2 separate regions of the Homo sapiens genome follow, and region 2 is linked to region 1. A link is an interaction called in ENCODE POLR2A ChIA-PET data of the cell type or tissue named here. Cell type or tissue: GM12878. All regions are shown on one strand. Each heading gives the region's core, and the rest is flanking DNA. Links, peaks and the distances in the headings are about the cores only.

The links. ChIA-PET counts read pairs that join two places held together with the same protein. Peaks named below come from ENCODE experiments on the same cell type or tissue, not always from the same donor. Only the 100,000 strongest peaks of a DNase experiment are listed, where the experiment ranks them.
Region 2: POLR2A ChIA-PET joins it to region 1 with 8 read pairs; 2 of 35 experiments call an interaction of 5 or more read pairs at or near these places.

The regions. Positions count from the first base shown.
Region 1 is chr15:75,133,835-75,138,226 of GRCh38, reverse strand. The region is part of intron 1 of LOC124903530 (a long non-coding RNA gene); the gene reads right to left. Among named protein-coding and RNA genes, the nearest start is that of C15orf39, 66 kb to the left of the region's middle. In GM12878, for the core only: no CTCF peak of the experiment used is centred there; a DNase peak (open chromatin) is centred at 1,956; H3K27ac peaks cover 2,172 bases.
Region 2 is chr15:74,966,658-74,971,049 of GRCh38, reverse strand. No RefSeq gene overlaps it. Among named protein-coding and RNA genes, the nearest start is that of RPP25, 12 kb to the right of the region's middle. In GM12878, for the core only: no CTCF peak of the experiment used is centred there; no DNase peak of the experiment used is centred there.

The DNA.
Region 1 (4,392 bases), core at 304-4,303:
AGCGGGGAGTGGGGAGAAGAAGTGGGTCAAGGAAGGAGGGCGTCTCCGCATAGGCACCCCAGAAGGTCCTGGCTGTGAGAGAGAGCCCCCTTCTCCGAGAGGAGTTAGTTCTCCAAAGGCATAGCCTAATCCGCCATATCCATCCAAGCGCGCAGTTTGCTTCTGTTCTCAGGCTCTGGGCAGCTTTGGGACGGAAAGGGTTCCTTTCAGTGGGCTGTGCTGCCTGGAGGCAGCCAGGACCAGGTCTGGGCAGGTCTGGTAGGTGGCAAGGTAAGTGAAGAGGGGCCACTTTGCTCAGCGAGCTGAATAGCAAAGGCCTACACGGGATTGCCAGATTTACCAAACAACAATACAGGACTCCATTACATTTGAATTTCAGATAAACATTGAATTTTTTTTTAGGATGAGGAGGTTCTATGCAGTATTTGGGATATACTTATACTAAAAGAGTATTTGTTATCTTAAATCTAATTTTAACTAAGCTTTCTATATTTTATCTGGCAGCCCTAGGCCTGCCCCACTAGGGTCCCCAGTTGCCCCTCACAAGGACCATCCCCAGACACCCTTGCCCTAAAGCATAGAGACCCAGGACCTTGGCAACAGAAGGAAGTGGCCTTTTTTGGTGCATTCTAGAATTCCTGGCAGGCCTCCCCTCTCCCCAGCACCTGCCTCCATTCCTTCCGCACACATTTTTAGGTCTGGCACCAGAGATCCTATGGCAGAGTAAGCCCTGGGAGGATGCTAGGTGAGTTGCAGTGCATCCCACCTTACTTGTGTATCTGCAGCCCTTCACTAATCATGGCTGCAATGGCCTTTTCTTGGAGGAGTCAGAGAGATTGACTGTGGTACTTGGGCTTAAAGAATGCTTGGGAGAAAATGGAGATGGACGCAGGGACAGAAACGCATGCAAATACGTTCTGGGAATCCCAGTAACTTCTGTGGCTTGACCTGTGTTTGGATAAAGAGCGAGGACATGCCAGTGGCAAAGAGGCAAAGGCCAGTCACTTAAGGCTTTGGATCTTAGGCCAAGGCATCTGTACTTTACACTCAGCAGTAGAGAGCCATGGAAGAGGTGCTTTAAAATTGTTTATTTGGGTGTGGTGGCTCACACCTGTAATCTGAACACTTTGGGAGGCCAGGTGGGAGGATTACTTGAGCCCAGGAATTTCTGATCAGCCTGGGCAACATGGTGAAACCCCAACTCTACAAAAAATACAAAAATTAGCTGGGCATGGTGGCATGCACCAGTAGCCCCAGCTACTCAGGAGGCTGAGGCAGGAGGATCAATGGAGCCCGGGAGGTCAAGGCTGCAGTGAGTTATGATTATGCCAGTGCACACCAGTCTGGGTAACAGAGCAAGATCCTGTCTGAAAAAATTATTTATTTGTTGGTTAAAGTAAGTAAACAAGTAATACAATACGGAACAGCAGTGTTGTCAAAGTATGGCCTATGGACCCTGGAGGTCCCCAAGATACTTAGAGATCTGCAAGGTCAAAACTATGTTTATAGTAATACTCAGACATTCTATGCCCTTTTCATTCAAATGATGTGTTATCATTTGACTGACTGCTTGAGAGCAATGGCGAGTGAACGTGTCATTGCTTCAACACAAGTTAAGGCAGTAGTGCCTGAGAGGATCAAAATATGCCACTCCAAAATAAGCCACTTTGGCAGAAGAACTATTTTGAGTGGAATGCAACTGGGAATCAACAGTTGCAGGATGAGTTCTCTGCTTTCCTCTTAGCTGCAAAAAACAGGGCATAAATTTCCCTTTGTGAATACCAAGATGATTTTGCATAAACAGACCTTACTAAAATAACCTCTATCGTCCATTCGTTCCCCCATATATTTCCTAGCCACTTCCCCACAATTTGTCACCCTTGATGCCCAAACCCTCTTTCCTTTGTTAAAATGTTGTGTAAGTCCCCATGTCTAATGACTTCTTTGAGTTTCAGTTCTTTTCTGTGAACTCTCATGCAGGTAAATATTCATAAAAGTTGTGTGCCTTTTCTCCTGTTATTCTGTCCTTTGTCAGTTTAATTCACAGACCTCTAATCAATGAACCTGAGTGCAGACAAAACGTTTTTCCTCCCTGACACTGCAGCCTTGACATCCTGGGCTCAAGCGATCCTCCCACTTCAGCCTCCAATTAGCTGGAACTACAGGCACGTACCACCACATCGGCTATTTTTTTATTTTTTGTAGAGACGGTGTCTCAGTATGTTGCCCAGGCTAGCATTGTATTCTTCATTGCCATGTATTTGCAATTTAAAAACATTTCATTTATGAATGACCTTGATGGAACAGTAAAAAATACTTTTATTAACTCTCAATCTGTGAGCAGTATATATCTTTCTATGCTTGATATTTTGTGTGATGAAAGGAGGAGTATGTAGAAAGCACTTCTGCTGCTTACCAAAGGATGATGGGCTTCTCTAAGGAAAAGCGCTTGTGTGATTGTCTGAGTTGTCAGCCAAACTAGCTGCTTTTTTCATAGAACACCATTTTTACTTGAAAGACTGACAAACTATGGTTATTCCGACTGGTATTTAGCAGACATTTCTTAACAATAAATAAAGTGAAACTGTCACTCCATAAAAGCAACTGACAGCATTTGTTGCCAATGATAAAATTTGAGCTTTCAAGCAAAAGTTAGAATTTTGGAAAATGTGTATCCACCATTGTGAGCTTAACAAGCTTCTAAGTACTTAAACACTTTTTTTTTCCTTTCTTTTCTTTTTTTTTTTTTTGTGTGAGATGGAGTCTTGCTCTGTCACCCAGGCTGGAGTGCAATGACATAATCTCAGCTCACTGTAACCTCTGCCTCCTGGGTTCAAGCAATTCTCCTGCCTCAGCCTCCTGAGTAACTGGAATTACAGGCACACGCCACCACACCTGGCTAATTTTTGTATTTTTAGTAAAGATGGGGTTTCACCATGTTGGCCAGGCTGGTCTTGAACTCCTGACCTCAGGTGATGTACCCACCTCGGCCTCCCAAAGTGCTGGGATTACAGGCATGAGTCACCGTGCCCAGCCTTACTTAAACAATTTTCTTATGAGATTAGTAGTGATATTAACACACATGATTTTTCAATATTGTCTAACAAAATGTGTCAAAAATTGGATGATCTGCATAACTCTATCAGTACTTTCCAAATGACAAATGCATAATGTTACAGAACTACACTCACATAAAAGATTCACTTAAGGTACAAGACAGGGCTGAGTATAGTGGCTCATGCCTGTAATCCCAACACTTTGGCAGGTAGAGGTGGGAGGATCACTAGAGGCGAAGAGCTGGAGACCGGCCTGGGCAACATAGCAAGACCCCATCTTTATTTTAAAAAATAAAAAATTAGCCAGGTGTGGTGGCACACACCTATAGTTCCAGCTACTAAGGAGGCTGAGACAGGAGGATTGCTTGAGCTCAGGAGTCTGAGGTTGCAATGAGCTATGATCAAGCCACTGTACCCTAGCCTGGGTGACAGAGTGAAACCCTGTCTTAAAAAAAAAAGTGGGGGGACAAGAGAGAGCAATGGCTTTTGTTTTGTTTTGTTGTTTGAGACAGAGTCTTGCTCTGTCACCCAGGCTGACGTTCAGTGGCAAAATCTCGGTTCACTGCAACCTCTGCCTCCCGGGTTCAAGCAATTCTTGTGCCTCAGCTTCCCAAGTAGCTAGAATTAGAGATGTGCATCACCAAACCCAGCTAATTTTTGTATTTTTAGTAGAGGCGGGGTTTTGTCATGTTGGCCTGTCTAGTCTCAAACTCCTGGCCTCATGTAATACGTCTGGCCTCAGCCTCCCAAGGTGCTGGGATTACAGGCATGAGCCACGGCGCCCAGCCGGAACAATGAGTTTTAATGTAACAGTATGAATATGTCATTGCTATGGTTTCAGATTCTACATTGCTTTGAGAAACTGCTGCTTGTCCAGTCGATGTGCTATCAAAGAATACCCACAAAAGGCTATTTAAAGTCTCTTTTTTCTAACTACATATCTTACTGACATGAATTTTCTTCACATACTCCAACCAAAACAATGTATTCTGATAGATCGAATGCAGAAACAGATATGAGAATGAAGATTTTTCAATTAAGTCAGATATTAAAGAGATTTGCAAAAATGCAAAACAAAGTCATTTTTCTCACTAAATGTTTTTGTTTTGGAAAGGATAGTTACTTTTTACAAAACTGTCATTTATATTAACATATAATTGCTTTATTGTTGTTATTTCCTTTCTTTTTTTTTTTTTTGTTTTTGAGACAGGGTCTTACTCTGTTGCCCAGGCCGGGGTGCAGTGGCACAATCTCGGCTCACTGCAACCTCCGCATCCTGGGCTTAAGTGATTTTCCAGTCTCAGCCTCCTGTGTAGCTGGGACTACTGGCACACAC
Region 2 (4,392 bases), core at 274-4,273, 170 kb after region 1:
AATAAATAAATAAATAAATAAAAGAGATTTCAGACCAAGCACAGTGCCTCACAGCTATAATTCCAGAGCTTTAGGAGGCCAAGGTGGGAGAATCACTTGAGGCCAAAAGTTCGATACCAGCCTGGGCAACATAGCAAGCCCCTGTCTCTACAAAAAAATTCAAAAATTAGCCAGCATGGTGGCTCATATTTGTAGTCCCAGTTACTCAGGAGGCTGAGTCAGGAGGATCCCTTGAGCCCAGGCAATCAAGGCTGCAGTGAGCTATGATTGTGCCACTGCACATCAGCGTGGGCAACAGAGTGAGACTCTGTCTCCAAAAAATAAAATGGGCGGGGCGTAGTGGGTCACGCCTGTAATCCCAGCACTTTGGGAGGCAGAGGAGGGCAGATCACTTGAGGTCAGGAGTTCAAGACCAGTCTGGCCAACATGGTGAAACCCTGTCTCTACTAAAAATACAAAAAAGGTAGCCACGCGTGGCGGCATGTGCCCGTAATCCCAGCTACTTGGGAAGCTGAGGCAGGGGAATTGCTTGAACCAGGGAGGTTGCAGTGAGCTGAGATCATGCCACTGTACTCCAGCCTGGGCAACTGAGCAAGACTCTGTCTCAAAAAAATAAAATAAAATAAAATAGGCCAGGCGCGGTGCTCACGCCTGTATTCCCAGCACTTTGGGAGGCCGAGGAGGGCAGATCACTTGAGGTCAGAAGTTTGAGACCAGCCTGGCCAACATGGGGAAACCCTGTCTCTACTAAAAGGCTGTGGTGGCATGTGCCTGTAATCCCAGCTACTAGGGAGGCTGTGGCAGAAGAATCAGTTGAACCCAGGAGGCAGAGGTTGCAGTGAGCCGAGATTGCACCACTGCACTCCAGCCTGGGTGACAAAGTGAGACTCCCTCTAAAAATAAAATAAAGAGATCTCATTAATCACCTGGTCTTCTTTTCTGGCTAATTTTTTTTATTATTATTAGTAGAGATGGGGGGTTTCGCCATGTTGGCCAGGCTGGTCTCGAACTCCTGACCTCAGGTGATCCGCCTGCCTTGGCCTCCCAAAGTGCTGGGATTACAAGTGTGAGTCACTGCACCCAGCCAATCACCTGGCCTTCTTCCCTTCAGGTTAGGAACTAGGCAGCTTTGGGATTCAGGCTGATGGGTGGAAACAATCCCAAAGTAGGATCACCTGAGGTCAAGAGGTCGAGACCAGCCTGGCCAACATGGTGAAACCTCGTCTCTACTAAAAATACAAAATTAGCCAGGCATGGTGGTGCACACCTATAGTCCCAGCTACTTGGGAGGCTGAGGCAGGAGAATCGCTTGAACCTGGGAGGCAGAGGTTTCAGTGAGCCAAGATCGCACCACCGCACTCCAGCCTGGGCAGCAAAGTGAGACTCTGTCTCAAAAAAAAAAAAAAAAAAAAAAAAAAAAAAAAAGCCCCTGCATTTCCAGGTGAATTCCCTGAAAGTTTCAAGTAGAAGTTGCAACCTTGGCCCAGAGCAGTGGCTCACGCCTGTAATCCCAACACTTTAAGAGACCGAGGCAGGAGTATTGCTTGAGCCCAGGAGTTCCAGACCAGCCTGGGCAACATAGTAAGACCCCATCCCTACAAAAAAAAAAAAAAAAAATCTAAAAATGAGGTGGGAGGATCACCTGAGCCTGAGAGGTTGAGTCTGCAATGAGCTGTGATAGTGCCACTGCACACCTGCCTGGGTGACAGCAGTGAGACCTTGTCTTAAAAAAAAAAAAAAAAAGTTGTGCTGGGCATGGTTACTCATGCCTGTAATCCCAACACTTTGGGAGGCTGAGGCGGGTGGATCACTTGAGGCCAGGAGTTTGTGACCAGACTGGTCAACATGGCAAAACCCCGTCTCTACAAACAAAACACAAAAATTAGTTGGGCATGGCCGGGCACGGTGGCTCACACCTGTAATCCCAGCACTTTGGGAGGCCGAGGCGGGCAAATCTCCTGAGGTCAGGAGTTCGAGACCAGCCTGGCCAACATGGTAAAACCCCTACTCTACTAAAAAAAAAAAAAATACAAAAAATACAAAAAATTAGCTGGTGTGGTGGTGGGCACTTGCAATCCCAGTTACTCGGGAGGCTGAGACAGGAGAATTGCTTGAACTCAGGAGGCAGAGTTTGCAGTGAGCCCTGATTGCTCCACTACACTCCAGCCTGGGCGTCACAGCAAGATTCTGTCTCAAAAAAATAAAATTTAAATTAAAAAAATAAAAGGAGGCTGGGTGTGGTGGCTCACGCCTGTAATCCCAGCACTTTGGGAGGCTGAGGCAGGTGGATCACAAGGTCAGGAGTTCAAGACTAGCCTGGCCAAGATGGTGAAACCCCGTCTCTACTAAAAAATATATATATACAAAAATTAGCCAGGCATGGTGGTGGGCGCCTGTAATCCTAGCTACTTGGGAGGCTGAGGCAGGGAATTGCTTGAACCCAGGAGATGGAAGTTGCAGTGAGCTGAGATCAGGTCACTGCACTCCAGGCTGGCGACAGAGAGATACTCTGTCTCAAAAAAAAAAAAAAAGGAAGTTGCAACCTTGGGCTAAACTGAGCTACAGATACGTTATTTAAAAGCATGAGCTAGGCCAGGCGCAGTGTCTCACGCCTGTAATCCCAGCACTTTGGGAGGCTGAGGCCAGCAGATCACAAGGTCAGGCGTTTGAGACCAGCCTGGCCAACATGATGAAACCCCATCTCTACTAAAAATACAAAAAAAAATTAGCCAGGCGTGGTGGCAGGCACCTGTAGTTCCAGCTACTCTGGAGGCTGAGGCAGGAGAATGGCGTGAACCCAGGAGGCGGAGCTTGCAGTGAGCCAAGACTCCACCACTGCACTCCAGCCTGGGCGACAGAGCGAGACTCCGTCTCAAAAAAAAAAAAAAAAAAAAAAAAAAAAAAAATTAGCCAGGCGTGGTGGCGGGCACCTGCAATCTCAGCTCCTTGGGAGGCTGAGGAAGAAGAATCGCTTGAACCTGGGAGGCGGAGGTTGCAGTGAGCCGAGATCGTGCCATTGCACTCCAACCTAGGCGACAGGGCGAGACTCCATCTCAAAAACAAAAAACAAAAACACATGAGTTAGTTCATGTGGTAGATTGTCTGCAGAGATGGCTGTCAACAGTTCCTCCCATTCCTGTATATACATGTCAGGCCTTTCACCAAGAGGTACAGTTTATTTCCTTATCCCTTGAATCTGGTCTAGACATGTATCTTGGTTTGACCAATGGAATGTAGAGGACATGATAATGTGTGACATCTAGGTCTAGGCCTTACAAAGCCTGACAGCTCCCATTTTCACTGTTTTGGGATCAAGCCACTCAAGAAAGAAGCTTAGGCTAGAGTCCATGAAAAGAGAGGCCCAGCCAACACCCCCAGCCTTCCAGCCACCCCAGCAGAGGCACTAGACTTATGAATGAAGCCATCTTGAGTGTTCTGACCTCTGTCAAGCTCCCAGCTGAATGAAGCCATGTGAGTGACCACAGCCAGTATTAAGTGGAGCAGAAGAACTAACTGCCCAGCTGAACCCAGCCAAAACGAAGTCATTAGAAATAATACATCATTGGCTGGACATGGTGCGTCATGCCTATAATCTCAGCCCTTTGGGAGGCATAGGTGAGCAGATCACTTGAGCCCAGGAGTTCAAGACCAGCCTGGGCAACATAGTGAGACCCCATCTCTTTTTTTTGTGTGAGATGGAGTCTTGCTCTGCTGCCCAGGCTACACTGATCTCAGCTCACTGGAACTTCCGCCTCCTGGGTTCAAGCAATTCTCCTGCCTCAGCCTCCCGAGTAGCTGGGATTACAGGTGCCCACCACCATGCCTGGCTAATTTTGTGTTTTTAGTAGAGACAGGGTCCACTATGTTGACCAGGCTGGTCTAGAACTCCTGACCTTAGGAGATCTACCCTCCTCGGCCTCCCAAAGTGCTGGGATTATAGGCGTGAGCCACTGCACCCAGCCCATCTCTATTTTTAAAAAATATATAATAGTAAAAAAACATAAATAATACATCATTGCTATTTTAGCCACTAATTAAGGGGATGTGTGATTTTTGTGTGTGTGTGTGTGTGATGGGAGTCTCGCTGTGTTGCCCAGGCTGGAGGGCAATGGCGCAATCTCCACTCACTGCAAGCTCCGCCTCCTGGGTTCACACCATTCTCCTGCCTCAGCCTCCTGAGTAGCTGGGACTACAGGCACCGGCCACCACCACGCCCGGCTAATTTTTTGTATTTTTAGTAGAGACGGGGTTTCACCGTGTTAGCCAGGATGGTCTCAATCTCCTGACCTCGTGATCCGCCCGCCTCAGCCTCCCAAAGTGCTGGGATTGCAGGCGTGAGCCACCGCGCCTGGCCTGGTGATTTGTGATTTTAAGGTGATTTGTTACTCAGCA